Regions from separate parts of the Homo sapiens genome. Here region 1 is linked to region 2. The links are chromatin loops, found by intact Hi-C in ENCODE. Cell type or tissue: pancreas. All regions are shown on one strand. Links, peaks and the distances in the headings refer to the core of each region. The heading gives the core; the rest is flanking DNA.

Region 1 (10,928 bases), core at 1,840-9,839, 59 kb before region 2:
CAAGATATATAATGTTATTATATAGCATGCATTAAGAATTCATTCTTTTTATTGCTGAATAGTATTTCACTCCACAGATACATTTTGCTTATCCATTTACCAGTTTACAGATATATGGATTGTTTCCACTTCTAGCTACTATGAATGATGTTGCTATAAATGTTTGCATCCCAGTCTAGCTTTTGAGAGGCAAAAAATAAATAAAATAAAATAGACTTCAAGCTTGGTGAGACTGGCCAGGTTTCAGAACATCGTTGGCATGAGTTACAGGCACAGTATTCTACGAATACTAAACATCTAAGAAGAAAGAAACGTCAGCTAATACCAACAAGATACCCTCATGAATACAAGGAAATCATGAGACAAGACGGCAAAGTGTGGAAGTACTACTTCACAGCTCAGAGGCAGGATATCTGCGTTGCAGATGCCTATGACACCAACTACTGAAAAATCTACCAAAAGAAGCCCAGGAGAGGTCAAGGAGAAGCCAGTCCGCCTGATATACAAGTAGCAAAAATATCTTTAACACGTGCAGTTCCCTCCACCTGGAACATCTTCTCTCCCTCCACTTTTCCACCATCCTGCCCCTTTTATAGTTTCACACTTAAACAGTTGTCTTCTTCTAAGATTCAACGTCCTTAAAAATTAATTCAAACATCATCTTCTTGGGGAAGACATCATGTTTTCCCAAAGCTGTCACTATTTAGTGACATTGTTAAGCTCTGGAAGTATTTTCCCATTAAAATATTTCACACGGTTTACATTTTTTAGTTGACTTCTCTGTTCAGTTCACCGAGTTCCTAGCGGTTGTTTCATCTCTGCATGCCAAACACATACATGGTACACAGTGCTCAATGTTTGTTAGAGAAAACAGTGAGTGAGTGATTTCCAGAGAGACGTTTCCTTAGAGGTCCAGATTTATCAGAGAGCATCTCCCTGATCATTCCATAGCAGGGTATCTAATGGCCACATCAAACAACTCATAAAAAACAACGCTTTAACTTCCCCCTCATGACCACTTCCCCAGTCCCATTCCTCCCCCAAATGACCTGTTTGGAAAATGGCACCATCATCAACCCAGATGCTCACCTCACAACCCGGGAGGCGGTCATCCTTGATGGCCCCCTCTCCGTCAACATCCTGTAGGCTCACCCTCCAGAACACAGCCCTATTTACAACTATTTTTCCTCCACCACCACCTCTCTAATCCAACCTATTAGCATCTCTTGCCCCGATTAACTTCCTAACTAGTTGTTACATTTCCACTCTCATCCCTCTATAACCCATACTCCACACAGCAGCTGGTGGTCTTTTGAAAATAGTTATTAAAATCTTACTTTTAATATAAGATTTTAGTTAAAAAATACATGGATATACCCTCCTTGTAAAGTATTAAAATACTGCAGACAATGCTAAGTCTCTTTGACCACCAGCTCTCATTCCAGTTCTCACACTCCTCTCTTCAGAAGTATCCACGACCACCGGGGCAGTATGTGTTCTTCCAGGCCTTTCTCTACATACAGCCTAGAAAATATAATATACTGTGCACATCGTTCTGAAGTTTACTTTTTTCATTCAACAATATAATTTATGAGGCTTTTCATGTTGCTACCTCGTTTTTAATAGTAAGTTTTTTTAAATTTTGTTTTATGTCACAGGAGCATCTTTTACAATAAGCTTAGATCACAGTTTAGCCCTTCCAGTATTGTCTGGTACTGATAGCCATTTTAATTGTATCCAAAACAACACTGTACTGAATATCCTTGAATGAGCCCTAAGTTAGATACTGACAAGTATTTTACTCAGACACAGATTCATAAAGTTAACCTCAGGAAGCACTTCCTGCTATGCAGCTCCTGCAGTAAGGGGACTTGGGGCCATGATGCCTTAGCCTTACTTGTAGTTCTCGATTATGCGCCCTGAAGCCTGCTGCTTCTGAACGGAGAGCTCAGCTAGATCAGACTGAGTCCGAGCTTCCATGCAGCAAGCTCCCTGGTGTAAAGGCACAGCTGCTGTCAGTGGAGAGTTATAAGAACTAACTCAGCCTTAATAGCTTGTGGGGAAGTATCTGGTGCTTCAGTTCCATCCTCTGATTTTTACTTTTTTTTTTTTTTTTTAAAGAGACTGGGCAGCACAGCAAGACTTCAGGGGTCTTGCTCTACTGCTCAGGCTGGGCTGCAGCCTCGAACTCCTGGGCTCAAGTGATCCTCCTGCCTCAGCTTCAAGAGTAAGCTAGGACTTACCGGTATGTGCCACTATGCCTGGCTAATTTTTTAAATTTATTTATTTATTTATTTATTTATTTATTTATTTATTTATTTGTAGAAACAGGGTCTCACTGTGTAGCCCAGGCTGGTCTCAAACTCCTGGGCTCAAGTGATCCTCCCACATTGGTATCCCGAAGAGTTGAAATTATAGGCATCAGCCACTCTCTGGCCCTGATTTTAACTTCTTTTGCAGTCTACAGCTATTGTTACATTTAGAGACAAAATAAATGAATTTCACAATAAATTTCAAAATGTTCATAATGTGAGGTTGGTGTTATTTCAGTATATCTCAACTCTTAATCTTGCCTGGATAAATGCAAGAAGAAAGTATGTTGGTTTGGCCACATGATCAATGCATTTCTGTGGGATTTACCTGAACAAATGTCCTAACGCTATAGTGATGCTGTTAGCAGGGCCTGGTCTTTAACTAAGGGATCTCTACATAACTGACCTAAATGGAGTTACCCAGCATTGACTCTCAGTGATCTTGCAGGGTCCCAAAGTGAAGAAGAAATTCAGTTAAGCACAGGCCTTCCAGAATGTGAAGATCATGGAGGCAGCTGGCCAGATTACTAGACAATTAAACCAAGTCTAACTGCTTCCCAAAAAAGCTTTAAGAAGGTAAATGAGTCAATCAATCTCGGTGCACCTGTAGCTTCTCAGGCCAGAGAAAAAGCACATGCTGGAAAGCATGCTTAACATTTCAAAGATGACTATTTATAGACATCCAAAAAATATATGCCCATGTTCATAAATGTTACTCTTTTTTTTTCTAACATCATCTAAGGCATTTTAAACTTAGATTCAAGTTTCTATTATAGTCTGCTTCTACAAAATGTTCACTTTTTTATATATAATGTATTTATTAAGAAGAGGAAACAGCCTTATTTATTCTTGAACCTTGTTAAACAACAAAGGAGCTTCTGACCAAAGGCCCTACAATTTCCTTCTTTGATTTCTTTGTATTAAATTGTTTTATATTAAATTTACAAAGGTTCTATTTTTATTGTCATAATCTGACTCTTTTGTGTTATGCATATATTTCACCAAGACCAATTTGAATTTTTTCTAAACATTTAGTGACCAATTTCACAGATCATGCATGATCCTTAGCCTTGAGATTTTTACATAATTATTTCACTTTATTCTCTAGTTGACAATGTAATACGAGCTAGAAGGAGACACCTGTTGTGGAAGTCACAGATTTACAGGTTGCTTATTACCACAGCAGAGCTGACTAATGCATGAGTCTATCTAAAGTAGTCACTATCTATCATGGCATACAGTTGATTTCTTTAATGCTATTATCATGTCTGAATTTATCTCCTTTATTGCTCTAGTCCTCCTTCCTACCTCCCCATGACTTATTTTGTCCACCACTGTGGTCCTTAGTGGCTAGAACAGCGACTGCTGCTCATTCAACATGTGTTCAATGAACCTATCTTCTGGTGACCACCACATCTGCACTGGTGACTCCTTCAACCGTACACTAAGTCACGCTTAGCTTCTGCAAGTATTTGTTTTGCAGTATTGAAAAACTCCTCCATGAGGAGGGCACAGCGTTCTGCCTGGAGTGTGAGGCCGGTGTTGCTTGGCTGCAGCTGCCATTTGCCACTGATGATCATTCTTCTCTTCCCCTGTGAGAGTAAGGAGAGGATGCAGTCTGAGTGGTTCAAAAAAATTTAAAAAAACAAAAATAAAAATAAAAGGGCTGGGCATGGTGGCTCACGGCTGTAATCCCAGCACTTTGGTGAGCCAAGGTGGGTGGATCACCTGAGGTCAGGAGTTCGAGACCAGCCTGGCCAATATGGTGAAACCCCATCTCTACTAAAAATACAAAAATTAGCTGGGCGTGGTGGCAGGTGCCTGTAATCCTAGCTACTCGGGAGGCTGAGGCAGGAGAATCACTTGAACCTGGGAGGTGGCGGTTGCAGTGAGCCGAGATTGTGCCACTGCACTCCAGCCTGAGTGACAGAGTGATACTGCGTCTCAAAAAAATAAATAAATAAAAAATAAAAAATCTCCTTATTCTGGCCCTGAGTACAACTAAAAGACAAACTGAAAGAATCACAGATTTTTTTAAGCTCCGGGGCTGGAATTTCAAGAACCAAGAGAAAACTAAGAAACGTTCCTAAGCAGCCTAAAGAATGGTACTAACATGCCACAAATCAATCCCATACCTACTATTTGCTTTGCTATTTAAACATACGATTGAATTTTTATAGCTTACATGGAGACTTTCCTTGGTGATATTTCTGTGTGCTCTCTAGCCTCTATGTTCCTCTGGCACAGCACCAGATCCTCCAAGCACTAAAAATTAGACATATGGAATGTGAGGAATGTTTGATAACTATACTAACTTCAGAGATCAGCCCTTATTCATAAACAAAAATGCATGCCCTTTGAGCTTAGACTCAAATTCAGTTTGAAGCAAGCATAAGTCATGAGGCTGAACGCTGGCAAAGTATGCAAGGTGAAGTGAGGTGGGCTGGGAAAACTCTAAATATAGTTCTTCATCACAGTGAAGACAAATACTGCTTCTTTGTTTTAATTGAATGTGCAAAGCACTGCGTGGCTAAGTTTTAGACTAGTAGCACCTGGGTTAGAAAAACAAACCATTAAAAAATAAAATGTGCTCTGTTTCCCAGTGCTTTCACGAACATCTCCTTATCAGGGCCTCATCTTTATTTATCTTTTTCTATAGGTGCTAGCTCTGTTCAAGATTAATTAAAAGCAAAAAATCAAGTACAAAAAACGATGCTTTGAGAAACTGTTCTAGTCCAAAAGAGAAATAACAACCAGTTGCAGCATGTTTACCACGATGGGATCGCAATTTTTAAGGCAAAAAAAGTTATAAAAGAATTTTTGAGGCCAGGCACGGTGGCTCACGCCTGTAATCCAAGCACTTTGGGAGACTGATGTGGGCCGATCATTTGAGCGCAGGGGTTTGGGGCCAGCCTGGACAACATGATAAAACCCCATCTCTACAAAAAATACAAAAAATTAACCGGGTGTGGTGGCGTGTGCCTGTGGTCCCAGCTACTTGGGAGACTGAGGTGGGAGGATCACCTGAGCCCAGGAGATCAAGGCTACAGTGAGCCAAGATCACACCGCTGCACTCCAGCCTGGGCAACAGAGACACTGCCTCAAAAACAAAAACAAAAACAAAAAAATAAATAAATAAGAAATTTTGAAACTATATAATTTATGCTAGATGTCAGATGATGTTAGACATGCTAGATGTTAAATGATGTTATGGAACTATTTTTTTAATTTTCCATAGGTATGATAATTATAGTCCTGTAAGAGAATATTTTTGTTCCTGGGAAATGTATGCTGAACTATTTAGGAGAGAAGGGTCATAATAGCTGTCTGTACCTTACCTTCAAATGTTACAGCAAGAGAGAAAATATAGACATAAATATATTTACCTTACATATACCATATATACTGGGAAATGTATGCTGAACTATTTAGGAGTGACGGGTCATAATATCTGTACCTTACCTTCAAATGTTACAGCAAAAGAGAAAATATAGACATAGATATATTTATCTTACATATACCATATATACTTGTAGAATATTACAGAGAGAGAGAGAGCGCAAAAGAGAGAGAGACAGAGAGAGAGAGAAAGGAGAAGGAGAAGGAGGAGAGGAGGAAAAGGAGATGATAAAATTGGCAAAAAGTTAATTGTCAGATCTAAGAGCAGGATATATACAATGGTGTCCATTCTACTGTTTTCATTTTTTCTTATGTTTGAAAATTTTCAAAATAAAAAGTTGGGAGGATAAAATTCATTATTAAAGAACTTCCAGTAAACACTACACAGATTTAATATATGTGCTTACCTACATTCCCTCTAGAAAATAGCAGAAAGGGGATTTTTTAAAAGGCATAAACACAAAAGGACAATGGGAAGGTCAGCGGATGAGAACAACAAAATTTGGGACGGTGGGAAGCAAACTGCAGCGTGGTAAGTGATTCAGGAGACATGAGAAACAGAAAGCCTAGGTTAGCAATAGAGAAAGCCCAGAAGCAGATCCATTCATACTGCAAAAGCCTGAAACGGCTCAGGAATTCCAGCACCACAGACTTCAGACGGAGGGTGTGACCATGGAGGACTTGCCAGAAGTCTGTTAAGAAGCAGTCAGACCCCCTGCCTGCCTTTGCCCAACCTGGGCAGAAACAGAAGGTTTATTCTCTAGAAAGACTTAATCAGATGGGCCGTGGACTTCCAGGTGGCTCGGACTGCTGAAAGGAGTACCTTATTAAAAACAGGGAACATTACAGAGTGTGCACACACTGAACAGCAAGCATCCCAAGCCCCATTTCCATTACTCAGTTTGCAGAACCCAGGAGTTGGGCTTACATTTGTCAGGCCGAAGAATTGGAGGGTTTTTCCTGGGAAAACTGACCAGACCAAGAGAAAAGATCTACTGACATTAACATCTGGGAGTGCCTTAACAGAAATGCTAAGCCAGATCACTGCCATATGACTACCCCACCCACTAGTAGAGAGCTTCCAAACAGCTTTTTGTGCCTCATTCTTAAATATGACTGAGAGCTGTCTCAGTAGGACAGGCTAGATAACGCTGCAATAAAAAACAATACCAAAGTCTCAGTGGTTAAAAACAACAAACATTTACTTCCCATTCAAGCCAAGTCCAAAGTGGCTCTGGATGAATCCCCGGGCAGCTGGCCCCCCGCAGTGTGGAGCATTCCACACTGCATCTTGGGTGCCTGTGGCATCTCCAATCTCAACACAAGCATCGATCATCCAGGTAGGGGAGACGTGCACATCACTTCTGCTTGCAATCCACTGGTCAAAACAAGTCAGATGGAGGCAGGGAAGTTAATCCTGTCTCCTGTGTCTGGAAGGAGTGAAGAGCCAGAATGGTTGGTATTACTTATCTCAAACGCAAAAGCTAAGAATACTAGTCCCCTAAAATGAAAGCAGAAACCAAAACAACACTGAAAAAATAAAACTGAAGAATTCATTTCTTCAGAGATATTGAAGAAAACTTCAATTAGCATATTCAGAGAGATAGAACAGGTTACTATCAAAAGAAAAATATGTGGCCAGGCACGGTGGCTCACACGTGCAATCCCAACACTTTGGGAGGCCAAGGCAGGAAGATCTCTTAAGCCTGAGAGTTTGAGACCAGCCTGGGCAACATAACAAGACCCCACCTCTACAAAAACAAAGAAATTAAAAAATTAGCCAGGCATGGCAGCACATGCTTGTGGTCCCAGCTACTCAGGAGGATGAGGTGGGAGGATCACTTGAACCTAGGAGGTCAAGGCTGCAGTGAGCTGTGATTATACCACTGCACTCCAGCCTGGGTGACAGAGCACCCTGTGGGGTGAGGAGAGGAGGGGAGGAGAGGGGAGAGAAGGGGAGGGGAGGTAAATAAATACGTACATAAATATTTGGAGAAAAGAATTTAAAAATTCCTGGAAATGAACAATATGATGGCAGAAACCATCTATTGACAAATTAAAAGATCAAGTTTAAAAAATTTCCCAAAGAGTAAGACAGAAGGGAAAAGATAAGGAAAGTGAACAACCAATCTAGGAGGTCTAATATCTGACTTGCATGAGTTCCAGAGAGAGAGAACAAAGTAAATACAAAGAGAAAAATATTATCAAAATACTAGTGCAAGAAAATTTCCCTAAACTGAATCTGAATGACACTGGTTTCTTGATTATATATGACCCACCTAGCACAATGGTTACAAAAGGCCTACATCAATGCCCAACATTGTGAAATTTTAGAACATGAGGGCAAAAACAAAACCCAAAAACTTCAGAGAGGAATCAGGTCACAAAGAGGAAACAAACAAATAACAATAACAAAAAAAAAAAAAAAAAACAAGAAACATAAAAGCATCAGACCTCTCAAACACAACACTGGAATATACAAGTCAGTAAAGCAGTACCATCGAATTTTTACTCCAAATTACTTCCAACCTGGAATTATGTCCCTAGCTAAAATATTAATCACATATGAGAGCAGAATAATGGCATCTGTGGAGATGCAAAGCCTCAACAAATCTATGCTCCCTTTCCAACGCTACTCCACCAAAACAGAGAATAAACCAAGAAAACTGGAAGACATGATATCCAGCAAATGAGCACCCAACACAGGAAAATGACAAATGAAACCTACAAGATGACAGTAAATGGAGGCCATAGGATGACAGTGTGCAGCAGTTACAATGATTAACCAGGACAAACTTGAAATTAAGAACAGAAGGTGCAGGAGGTTCCAAACCAACAGAATACACAGTGTGTTGGAATGTACTGAAAGGAGATTTATAATTCTGGCCACAAATTGGTAATAGGAATATAGAGAAGTAAGCCAATGGAAAAAAGAGATGATTATTAACTACAGAGAAAACAAAAGGAAATGCAATCATAGTACACCAGATAGGTCATCCATGAATAATATTTACATAGTCATAAAAATGTACACACAGACTACTGATTTCTTTACAAGGTGATAGAAAACACCAAGAGGATGAGGGGAGGGAGGCACATGTGCATGAGGAAGGCACAGTAAGAAAGCTGAATCCTCAACCAGGGCGGGAAGTCAGTTCTCAAAATCCAAAGCTAAGAAGTCAAGATAGATAGATAAAGTTATTTAAAAACACAGCGGCAAATACCAAAAGAAACTTTTAAATATGTAAATGTGGTCGACTGTAGAGACAGTGAATCAAGTGTGGGGGAGAGTAGTGGGTCACAGGATGCCTGTCTTTGCTTTGGGAACCATTTGAGTGTTTGTTAATCATTTACAGATATAACTTTGATTAACGTAAAGTTTTAAAATCTCCCACTAAGTTTCCAATTTTAATTTTAAAAGTCAGAAAAGTTTCCCTACCATGTTTATTTACTGATTTCAAATTTACCTCTAAAGAAATCTCATAAAACTTTAGTTACATTTGCTCAGAGATTATGTAAAGTATATTTTTCAGTACTCCAAAATACATAATATAAAAATATGAAGATATTACCAATATACACTTTTAGTATAACTAAACTCTAGTGAATCTTAAATCAAATTTTAAAACATAAATATTATACCTTGTTCTTCCAGTTTTCATTTGGAAATCCCAGTCAATATATTGTTAAAAGACACCAAATAATATATATGAAAAGTATTCTATAAAGAGTTAAAGCACAACATAAATGTTTTCACTTTTATTTTTAACCCTTGACCCTGCTCTCAATGAGGCTAATTGGAAAGACTGAGTCTAATTGGAAAGATAAGGCACATGCAGAAATGTTTATAATCTAAGGCAGTTTGTGTTAAGAACCCTGTAAACAGTACAAAGAAGAAATGAAGGCCTTTGATTAGAAAAGCTTCCTTATGGTTGCATCTGAAATAATGGATGTCACTGTAAGCTCTCATCAGTTACATTCTCTCTTCATTTTACAAAGTGGAAAACCAAATTGATTTGAAGAAATTACTTTTTCTAAATGTCATAATAGGAGACTGAGGCAGGAGGATCACTTGAAGCTCAGAGTTCAAGACCAGTCTAGGAAATATAGCGAGACTCTCTATTAAAAAAAAAAAAAAAAATTAATTAGCTAGTGTAGTCCCAGCTACTCAGGAGGCTGAGGCAAAAGGATCACTTGAGGAGTTCAAGGTTATAGTAAGCTATGACCATGCTACTGCACTCCAGTCTGGCTGGCAGAGCGAGACCCTGTCACTTTAAAAAAATATAAATAAATAAATCACAACATGATGACTATTTATTTCTCTTCCCTGTTATTTCTACCGTGCTCTCAATAAATAGTATGAAAATCAACAGAAATGCAAAATCATGTCACAAAAGTGCATCTCAGCATCCCAGGCTCCCCAGGTTTCACCTTCAGGACTTTTACCTCTCCCTGTGCCAACCCTTTGCAATACATGTTCCCAAGCCTGCTCTCCTCGAAAGTGCTTTCCTCTTTACCCCACCCACCGTCCACGTACCCCACAGGCATCCTAATGACTGACTCCAGAACTTGAGAGCTGGAAAGTTTGTCCAAGGAAGCCCCTGAAACTGTTGTCAGGTGTCTGAAGAGCATGTTTGTGCAAGGCTATGGAATGTTTTAGTTTATACACTTCGAGCCTCAGTGAGGCTGAACTGGTTAGCTGGTCCCCCATTGTGACTCTAGGTGTCTGCCTCCTGAATCTGTTTTAAGACAGATAATGGATCAAGCATGACCCGCTATTTTCTACAGTGGAAATCATTCTCTGGCCAACGGCACAATAACTGTTAATCTAATGTTCGTGTCTTTTTAAGTTAATAAGCATCTGGAATACTAATCCTCTCAGCATTATTTCTGCTATAGCTTTCTGTTCACTTTTTCCAACAAACCAACTATCCTTCAAGTAACTTGAAAACCTACTTTCCAAATAAAAGCATCCTTTGAATGATACTGTTCTTTTGAAGCTCAAATTAGTATCCATGAGAAAGTAGTGATTTACAGCAGCTTCTCTACTTAGGTAAAAGTCTACCTAATTGCTTATATTAAAGCTAGCTAGAAATCGGGTTTTCAAAAGTGTTCCTGCAATGAAAACATAATTTTACATGAATATTTACTTGATAATATAATTATTAGAAATTTAGTGATTCACTGGTTTGAGGGGAACTTGTAGCACTTTAATGC
Region 2 (10,928 bases), core at 999-8,998:
GTGTTCTGGCTGGGCATGGTGGCTCATGCCTGTGAGCCCAGCACTTTGGGAGGCCAATGCAGGAGAACTGCCTGAGCCCAGGAGGTCAGTCAGCCATGATGGCACCACTGCACTCCAGCCTGGGCCACAAAGCAAGACCAGCCATTAATTAAATAAATGTATTTTATTGTTCACATCCAACTTATACCAAAATTAAAGAGAACTTCCCCAAAACTAAAGATAAGGTAAAATTAAATAATATTAAATATTAACAGAAATTTAGGGAATATCATGATTTTAACAAATGCTTGCATTTTTCTCTGTACAAATTTGAATATTTGAACATTTTCTTCTCTATAAAGGGAATTTTCATTTAAATTAAATGTGTAAAACAGTGCAGTATACACATAATCATTTCAAGTGACCCAAAAAGTAATTCCATAATCTCCAAGTTATTCCCCTAGTCTACAGTCTTACTCCCCAGAAGCAGCCACTAATAAAGATGCCTTGTTCAAAATGGTTCTAGTTCATAAACGTCAGCATCAATCTGTGTACATGCATTTTAACCCTAACATAATCACAGTAGAGATCTTTGTATTTGGGCACTAATACATCTTTCTTTGTTAACAATTCACAGTATTTCATTCTATATGCTATGATTTAACTAACATGAATAAAGGTGTTTTTCAATAAAATTTATATACATTCCCTTTCAGGCAGCTGACATTGAGAATGTTTAAATAACTGGTTTTCCAACTAACTGATTCCTCATTTTCCTCTACAAGGCCAAAAAGGATACCAGCTTTCCTAAATTATTAACTTAATCATAAAGTAGCAAAACATCCTTTCTATACTTGTAAAGGTAATTTTTCATCTCTACGGCTAGGATATCCCTTCTGATGTCTTGATGAAACCAGCTGTTTAAATGATTTCCATTTCCGTTGTGGGTTTTTAAAAAACCCAATAACAAATAAATTTAAGTTCTGTGAATGAACTGTTTAAGAATCATATAATTATCACTATGGATGTATATCAGAGTAAAGAACTCAGGGGTTAAAGGCTGACCACAGAAGAAATGAAAATCGTGGAAAGAAAATGAACGTAGTACTAAGAGACTTCCATGATTTACACATAAAAAACTTCCCTCAATGGGTTAAATGAATATCCATCTCCAATATACTACGTGCTCATTTTAAGTTCCCACCCATAACTCAGAATATCTTTTGGAGTTATCCTAAGTTATATCTGTGTTTTTAAAACTGACATCTTAACCAAAAAAAAGTCCATTTTTAGTTTTTAAAATTAAAACTTCTGTTTTTAAAAAACTCACTGTTTTCCAACATACATGGGCAAAGTGCATGGTTACACAGAGAAGTAAATATGAGGAGGGGCTTTATACCCCGTCTTGAAATGAGGCGCCCAGCAGGTTCTTCCAAAACCTTAAGAAGCAAGTCATGGTTTCTTCTTGCTAACTGTGTAAAGGACAAGTGCTTCAGGGTTCATTCTCAATAGTGACCTGAAGAAGAGGCGAGGATGCAGGAAGAGGACAAAGGGCATCTCTTCACTTCGTCCTATATTCTCAGTGGGAGAATTAATTACATTATCACTATATATCCTTAAACTAAGCCATTCCCAGACTCCATGCCTTTAACTGGAGAAGTAACTTCTGTAGTCCAGCCAAATTCCTAGTGCCCTTCTGGAGAGGGAATTCATGGAAATTCATCTTAACGGCAGGGCCAGTGCAATGCTCCTGATTTTCATTCAAATGGGCCAACCTGTGTCCTTCACTACCACCACTAATTTAGGTAAACACTGCTAGTTTAAATAGCACAAAGGAGTATAATCAAAAATCACACAACAGAATCAAATAGCAAGTCTAAGCAATCACTAGGAGTCAGTAAAATTCAGACTGGAGTACGGTAGAAAGCAATGAAACAAACACCATCAGGACAAAAGGAGTCTTTAAGAATGAAGTAAAGTGTTGTCAGGGGAGGATGAGAGACAGGATTACAAAAAAAAAAAAAGTTGAGATATTTCAGATAAATCATGACCCTTCTATGCAAACCACTACACACAGCTTCTTTTTGGTCACAATAGTAAACCCGGTCAGACAACTGGCTAAAAGGACTCAACGCTTGGCTACTTGGCTGCAGCCCCATAATGTCTTTCCTCATTTGAATAGCATTTTAGGAATGTTTTGTCAATGTGTCTGATGATTATTCACTTCTACTGCATTCCTCCCTTCACCACGATAATTATGGTCACAGTAACAATTTATTTTATAGACAGAACACTCACAATGCTAAATGATGACTTTTTAAAAATCTGTTAAGATTCATGTATTTGTCCACATTTTCTAAAAAAGTTAATTTTAACAATTGTTGCTCATAGCAACACAGGACAAAAGATTTTTCACATGCATAATCTAGGCATTTAATCAAAATTCACAAACTTGATCTCAAACCAAGTCAAATGTAGAAATGTAGGAAAACATAGAATCAGATACACAATATATTTCTAGCTACCATAAAGACAGAAAAAAAAAGTGCAGCAACCTGTAACAGGGATAAGGAATGTACAAATGAAAAGATTCCTCTTTAACCATAGTTTAGTGACTGCCTGTACACTTCTAGGTAAGTTTCACAGCATAAGTAAATCCAACAAAAACATGCCACACTCCCTCTGAATTTCTATCACTTCCTATTTATGAAGGCTCTTTACCCTGAATCCAAATCTAAGTAGTTTAAAGCAAACTATAACGTGGCAATCGACTGAAAGAAACTATTTTTCCTCTAAGACTGAGGCTCGACTATAAGAGTAGAGGTAAAAAAAATATCCATAACCGGCCAGGCGCAGTGGCTCACTCCTGTAATCCCAGCACTTTGGGAGGCCAAGGTGGGTGGATCACGAAGTCAGCAGTTCAAGACCAGCCTGGCCAACATGGCGAAACCCCGTCTCTACTAAAATACAAAAATTAGCCGAGCATGGTGGCACGAGCCTATAGTCCCAGCTACTTGGGGGGCAGAGGCAGGAGAATCGCTTGAACCCGGGAAGCGGCAGTTGCAGTGAGCCAAGATCGCACCATTGCATTCCAGCCTGGCACTCCAGCCTGGGCGACAGAGCGAGACTCCACCTCAAAAAAAAAAAAAAAGATCCCCAATCAAGGTCTGCGGGCTGGGCATGGTGGCTCACGCCTGTAATCCCAGCACTCTGGGAGGCTGAGGCAGGAGGATCCCTTAAGCGCAAGAGTTCAAGACCAGCCTGGGCAACACAGGGAGATGAGACCTTGTCTCAGTGTTTTAAACAAAAAAAAAAAAAGCTTTGTAATTTACATGTTTGTGGTAAAATCAAGGCTTTCTTGGATTATAGTAGACACCCAACAGGGTTTAAATTAATGAAAAAGCACTATAGAAAAGAACGTGGCCGGGCACAGTGGCTCATGCCTGTAATCCCAGCACTTTGGGAGGCTGAGGCGGGCAGATCACCTGAGGTCAGGAGTTCGAGACCAGCCTGACCAATATGGTGAAACCCCATCTTTACTAAAAATACAAAAATTAGCTGGGCATGGTGGCGGGCACCTGTAATCTCAGCTACCCAGGAGGCTGAGGCAGGAGAATCGCTTAAACCCAGGAGGCAGAGGTTGCAGTGAGCCAAGATCACGCCATTGCACTCCAGCCTGGGGGACAGAGCAAGACTCCATCAAAAAAAAAAAAAAAAAAAAAAAAAGAAGAAGAATGTGGAAGAGCTGGAACTCCACTTTATCACTTTGAAAATTCTCTATCCTTCATGATCAGTTCAACTTGTCTCGAAAAGGGAGGGGATATGCAGAAGTGTAGGTGGTGTAAGTGGCACATTTGAAAAGGAGATGGTTCCACAGAAGCCTAGATTGGGAGAAGCTGTGGGACAACACTGAACCGTTTTTAGAACCAGAGACAGGACAGGAATGAAGAGGATTTATAGCATATAGATCTCAGCCTCTAAAAGAACTGAAAACACTGGAACAAGGCAGAAATGACAGAATCAAATTAGGATTTATTTGAGCAACTAATATCCACAAGACATTGTACTGGGTATCTTGCAAGGCAGGATAAATAAATAATATTGTGCATGATTTAACTAAACAGAGCCTATAACCTAATTTGAGAAAATAATAAATTCTGAAAAAGTAATAGTTTAATTCAAGGAGTCAAAATACAGTACACATGTAGTTTTAATACAGATGCTAAAAACAGGTAGCATAAGAATTAAGCACTGGAAGATTATGTGTGGCTAAGTTGTTAAGGCAAACTTTAAGTGATGAAACTTCAGCTAAATCCTGAAGGAGGCTCTATCTTCCAAAGCCAGGGAGGCGGCCAAAGGCCTTTCCTAGCAGGAATCGAAGGCAGTATCTTGTTAGATGTACAGCTTGGAAGTCAGACAGACACGCTTGAGTTCTGCCACCACTTAACAGCTTTGTGCCCTTAGACAAGTCACTTAAACCTCTTCAGTCTCAGTTTCCTAAAATGGAAATAATAATGGTACCTATCAAAGTTTCTTTTATTCAATAGTTACTAAGAGCTTGCACAAAGCTGAGCATTGGAATACAGTAGTGAACAAGACAGACACAATACCTGCCCTCATGAAGCTTGAGATAAATATGTGAAGGGCTCTTCACATAACTTATGGTACTTGTCATCATCATCATCTTTAGCACAGTGGTGAAAAGTATAAGATATGTTCCAGTGAATGGTGCAAAAACAGACACACACACCAATGGAACATGTTAGAAAAACCAGAAATAAAGTCACACACTTACCACCATCTGGTCTTTGACAAAGTTGACAAAAATGAGCAATGGGGAGAGTACTTCCTATTCAATAAAAGGTGCTGGGATAACTGGCCAGTCATATGCAGAAGACTGAAACTGGACCCCTTCCTACACCATATACAAAAGTCAACTAGAGCTGGATTAAAGACTTAAGTGTAAAACCTAAAACTATAAAAACCCTAGAAGAAAACCTAGGAAATACCATTCTGGACGTAGGCCCTGGCAAAGATTTCATGACAAAGAGGCCAAAAGCAACTGCAACAAAAAAGAAAACCAACAAATGGGACCTAATTAAACTAAAGAGCTTCTGCACAGCAAAAGAAACTATCAACAGAGTAACCTACAGAATTGGAGAAAATATATGCAAACTATGCATCTGACAAAGGTCTGAAATCCAGAATCTATAAGGAACATAAACAAACCAACAAGCAAAAAACAAACAACCCCATAAAAAATGAGCAACGGACACGAACAGACATTTCTCAAAAGAAGGCATATGAAAAAATTCTCAACATCACTGATCATTAGAGAAATGCAAATCAAAACCACAATGAGATACCATCTCACACCAGTCAAAATGGCTATTAGATAAAAGTCAAAAGATGCTGTCCAGGTTACAGAGGAAAGGGAATGCTTAAACACTGCTGGTAGGAATGTAAACTAGTTCAGCCACTGTGGAAAGCAGTTTGGAGATTTCTCAAAGAACTTAAAACAGAACTGCCATCCAACCGAGCAATCCCTTTACTGGGTATATACCCACAGGAATACAAATCATTCTGCCACAAAGACACATGCACATTTATGTTCACTGCAGCACTAATCACAATAGCAAAGACATAGAATCAACCTAAAGGCCCATCAAGGGTAGACTGGATAAAGAAAATGTGGTACATATACACCATGGAACACTATGCACCACAAAAAAGAATGAAATCATGATCTCTGCAACAACATGGATGGAACTGTAGGCCATTATCCTAAGCAAATTAACACAGGAATAGAAAACCAAATACCGCATGTTCTCACTTATAAGTGGGAACTAAACACTGAGTACACATGGAAGCTAAAAGGGAACAACAGACATCACAGCCTATTTGAGAGTGGAAGGTGGGAGGAGGGTGAAGATCAAAAAACTACCTATGGGGATTAGCTGGGTGTGGTGGTGCACGCCTCTATTCCCAGCTACTTAGGAGGCTGAGGCATGACAATCGCTTGAACCCGGGAGGCAGAGGTTGCAGTGAGCACAGATCTTGCCACTGCACTCTAGCCTAGGCGATAGAATGAGACTGGCTCAAAAATAAATAAACAAAAACAAACAAACAAACAACCTACGGGGTACTATGTTTATTACCTGGGTGATGAAATAATTTGTACACCAAACCCCCGCAACACACTATCTACCCACATTAACAAATCCACGTGTGTACTCTGTGAACCTGAAATAAACGTTGGAAGAAAAAAAAAAAGGTATGTTCCAGTGAAAACAAATAAACCATCTTAGCTGAAACAAGGTTTCACAAAAAATATTGCCATGTCTCAAGGCTCAATCTTGGAACCTCTCCTTTTCCTCTCTTCCAGTAATCTCATCCCATCCCACAACTTCAAATACTACCTATGTATAAACCAAATTTAGTATCTCTAGCTCTGAGCTGTCTCCTGAACAAAAGATTCTATATCTGGGTGTCTACTAGATTTCTCTATTTGTATGTCTTCATAGGGGTCTCACACCTTGTATTTCTTGCATTGCTATAAGCACCTGAAATGGGGTAATTTATAAGGAAAAGAGGTTTAATTGGACCTATGACTTCTGCAGGCTACACAGAAAGCATGGCCCCAGTCACCTGCTCAGCTCCTGGGAAGAGCTTCAGGAAGCTTACAATTAAGGTAGAAGGCAAAAGAGGAGCAGGCACATCATATGGCCAGAGCAGGAACAAGAGAGAGGATGGCGGGGGGAGGAGGTGGTGCCGTACACTTAAACAACCAGATACTGCAAGAACTCACCCACTACCCGACCTCCTACCAGGCCCTACCTCCAACTAGGAATTACAAATTACAATAGTGGGGACACATATTCAAACTCTATCACACCTATACATCGGAAACAGAACTTTGGATTAGCAATCCAAATGGATACCAACCAACCACATTCTCCCTCGGTCTTTCCCTAATGGTAACTCTTTTATTCTCTCTTTTCCTCAAGCCTCATGTACCCACATCATGAGCAAGTTCTTTCATTTTTACCAAAAAAACATAGGTTTTTTAGGTAAAAGCAAATCCACTCACTGCTTCCCACTGCCAAAGCCATCATTCTAGTGCAAGCTCTGATTGTTTCTCATCCAGATTATCTCACTAAAAAAAAAAAAAAAATCTGTAATTCCTTCTCCATAGAGTAGTGATCTCTTTTTTAAAATAAGATCTTTAAAAAGAAAAAAAGAAAGGCCAGGCACAGTGGCTCACACCTGTAAATTTCAGCACTTTGGGAGGCTGCAGAGGGAGGACTGCTTGAAGCCAGGAGTTTGAGACCAGCCTGGCAACATACTGAGGCTCTGTCTCTACCAACAAACAAAAATGAGTAAGATCATCTTGCATGCACGTGCATGTGCGCGCGCACGCGCGCGCACACACACACACACACACACACACACACACACACAGGCCCCACCTTACCTCAGTTCAATTGAAAACTCTCCAATAGCTCCCAAACAACCTTAAAATCTTGATGGTCTACAAGGCATACATGATAGGACCCCTTTCTATAGGTTGGTGCAAAAGTAATTGTGGTTTTTGCATTGAAAGCAATTACTTTTGCACCAACCTAATACTTCTCTGCCTCATTTCATAAGACCCTCCTCCCTCTGTTTCTACATCAATCTGTGCTGATGGAAACGTTCTGTATTTGCAGTGGTGCAATCTCAGCTCACTGCAACCTCCGCCTTCCAGGTTCAAGTGATTCTGCTGCCTCAACCTCTCAAGTAGCTGAGATTACAAGTATGCACCCCACGCCTGGCTAATTTTTGTATTTTTAGTAGAGATGGGGTTTTGCCATGTTGGCTAGGCTGGTCTCGAACTCCTGACCTCAGGTGATCCACCTGCCTCGGCCTCCCAAAGTGCTGGGATTACACGCATGAGCCACCGTGCCCGGCGGAACTAAATTTCTAACTTAATTTTAACTAGTTTAAATTTAAATAGCCACATACTCCTAGAAGGTATCATAGTGGAAAGCACAGGGCTAGTACTTCTGTTTAGTCTTTTCTTCTGCCTAGACCACTCTTCCCCCCAGATCTTCACATGAATGGCTCCTTCTTATCCTCATAGCTCAGCTAAATGCCAGCTCCTCAGAAAGGCCTTTCCTGATCACCTAACCCAAAGCAGCTCCCACCGACACTATTATCACTTCATCTTGTTTATTTTAATCAAAGCAAATTCACTACTATCTTTAGAATCTGTTTGCCTTCCCCAAAGTAGAATATAAAATCCATGAAAACAGAGATCTCACCTATTTCATTCAACACCGTGTCCCCGAAATGTATGTGCTAGGCATATAGTGTTTCCAATAAATGTGTGACGAATAGTTTGATTGAATGAATGAATGAGTGACTGAGTGAATGACTAGGTGGTGAAGTCAGTAAAGTAAGCTGGGGACAAATTATGGAGGTTACTGGAAGAAGGAAAAGGTCCTTCAAATGCATACATTTCATTTCTATGGGTACAGGCCTCCGCCGTGTTAAGTGTCCCTGTGGGGACAGGCAATCTAAGCACAGAGCATGAAGGGGCACACACAAAGCAGGTCTCTATTCTCAAATAACTTAGAATCAATTTTATGAAAACATTAGTGATGCAGACACACACAAGCTCCTTACACATGAGACACTAGGAAATCTCTCAAGAATGCATCTACATACGTTCTACAGGCATACCTTCAGGGGTAAATGAAGGACTGAAAGTAGAGTTAGACAATCAAGTTAGTTTTGTAGTCTTTCAATCTACAATAGCAAACCAGGGCACTGATGTTATGTTAAACATTCTGCCAAGTTAAATACTGGTTTCTAGTCATGCTGTCCTATGAGAAATATCATTAGCTATGTCATTTAGCAGAAAAGGGGAAGGGAGACAAAGAAGGAAAAAAGTAAATGATCTGGCTGGGCGTGGTGGCTCACGCCTGTAATCCCAGCACTTTGGGAGGCCACGATGGGAGAAATGCTTGAGGCCAGGAGTTGGAGACCAGCCTGGGCAACATGGCGAAACCCTGACTCTACAAAAAGTACAAAAAAACTTAGCCAGGTGTTGTGCCGCACCCCTGTAGTCCCAGCTACTCCAGAGGCTGAGGTGGGAGGATCACCTGAGCCCAGGGAGATTGAGGCTGCAACGAGCCATGATCACGCCACTGCACTCCAGCCTGGGCAACAGAGTGAGACCCGGTATCAAAAAAAAAAAAACAAAACAGAAAGTAAATGATCTGTTTTTATCAAACTCAAACACTGATAAGCAGCAGATAAGAAAAGAACATATGGTATGGACAGAATTACCAACCAGCCCAAAATTACACCTAGACCAGTAAGTCAACAAAGCTGATAACCCAGTGATACTATGTACAAAGCAGATTCCACACATTCATTCACTGTCACAGTTTCAAAGAAAAAAAAAGACTGGAATTCTAATGTATCTCTATTAAAAACCATAATGCTAAGGAAAACTGCAGAGTAGATTCAAGTTTCACACTAAATGAAACTACATGCTCCTCAAATCTTGTGCAAAGTTGTCTACCACATTTTAAACTTAACTGAATATCACTGCCACTTCATACCAATTATGCAATTATAAAATGCACAACTGTCAATAAAGTATGCAACGTATTCTACAGTCCATTAGTAAGTCAGAATTTTATTTTATTTTTTGAGATGGAGTCTGGCTCTGTCGCCCAGGCTGGAGTGCAGTAGTGCAATCTCCGCTCACTGCAAGCTCCGCCTCCTGGATTCACGCCATTCTCCTGCCTCAGCCTCCCGAAGAGCTGGGACTACCAGCGCCTGCCACGACGCCCGGCTAATTATTTTATATTTTTAGTAGAGATGGGGTTTCACCATGTTAGCCAGGATGGTCTCAATCTCCTGACCTCGTGATCCGCCCGCCTCAGCCTCCCAAAGTGCTAGGATTACAGGCGTGAGCCACCGAGCCCAGCCCTGTAAATCAGGATTTTAATCAGGGGTTTGTAGCACCAATCTCTATAATTCAACGTTTACCTCTGTTGTTCACATTCAGAACTGGTGACCAACACAACCCAGGCCACACCAGAAAACAACACTGCACATGCAGCAGGAGCAAAGTTCACACCAAAGGAAAGCCTCTTTGCCTTCCAAATGTTGACATACTCATTTTCACAAAAATACCAGGGACACTTACTTAGTTAAAAGTGATTATTGTCATAACACAATGTCTATGCTTCTTTAAAATTAAATTTCCTACCTCCACTCCTAGTGAAACCAAAGTACATTAAATGTACACCTTTATTCAAATGCTCTATTGGAACTATTGTAATTCCTCATGAGCTACAGGAGTGAAAAAACAGCTCCCAATACATAACTCTGTTAGTGCATGACTACCTCACTTCTGAGCTGGCTCCATTTTGGAACCATGATTTGTTTACTGACATCAGGGCAAAAAGTATAGGAAAAATTACTGACAAAGCAAAAAAAAAAAAAAAAAAATAGCTCTACAGAGCAGTCTTTGGGACATGCTTCAAAGTGACAGGCATCACAAGGATAATATATGGAATAATTTTTTGCTTGATCATCACCTAGTAATTTTATAAATATTATCAATATGCCACAAGAAAGTCAGTATTTCTAACTACCAAAGCATAATACTATATACTTCCAACAGTCAAGTATAAACAAACAACTATGGTACTTCCAAAAATTCATTTTGCCTGTTTTTCTCATGTCCTATGTACAACTCTTCTTAAGAATTATATAGCAGCGCCTGGTATCTGGTAACTTTATTGAGTGACTGGGGTTGAGCTGTCTCTACACCACAAAAGCAATCTCTACTTTAGGCCCTGCCATGGCAAAGCCAGGTGCCCAGAGATGTCTCTTGATTTTCCATCAAAATAATCATGAGGTATACAGAATCCACAGGCTGCTACATT

What was found. Hi-C counts contacts between places; a loop is a spot of excess contacts. Peaks named below come from ENCODE experiments on the same cell type or tissue, not always from the same donor. Only the 100,000 strongest peaks of a DNase experiment are listed, where the experiment ranks them.
Region 1: it touches region 2 in a loop (2.0-fold over the local background); 11 of 110 quality-filtered maps call a loop at or near these places.

The regions. Positions count from the first base shown.
Region 1 is chr4:183,169,771-183,180,698 of GRCh38, reverse strand. All of the region lies in intron 1 of WWC2 (WW and C2 domain containing 2), which reads right to left. It also overlaps the pseudogene LOC124900923. Among named protein-coding and RNA genes, the nearest start is that of WWC2-AS1, 65 kb to the left of the region's middle. In pancreas, for the core only: no CTCF peak of the experiment used is centred there; no DNase peak of the experiment used is centred there; H3K27ac peaks cover 2,899 bases.
Region 2 is chr4:183,109,993-183,120,920 of GRCh38, reverse strand. The region is part of intron 1 of WWC2 (WW and C2 domain containing 2); the gene reads right to left. Among named protein-coding and RNA genes, the nearest start is that of WWC2, 16 kb to the right of the region's middle. In pancreas, for the core only: no CTCF peak of the experiment used is centred there; no DNase peak of the experiment used is centred there; H3K27ac peaks cover 520 bases.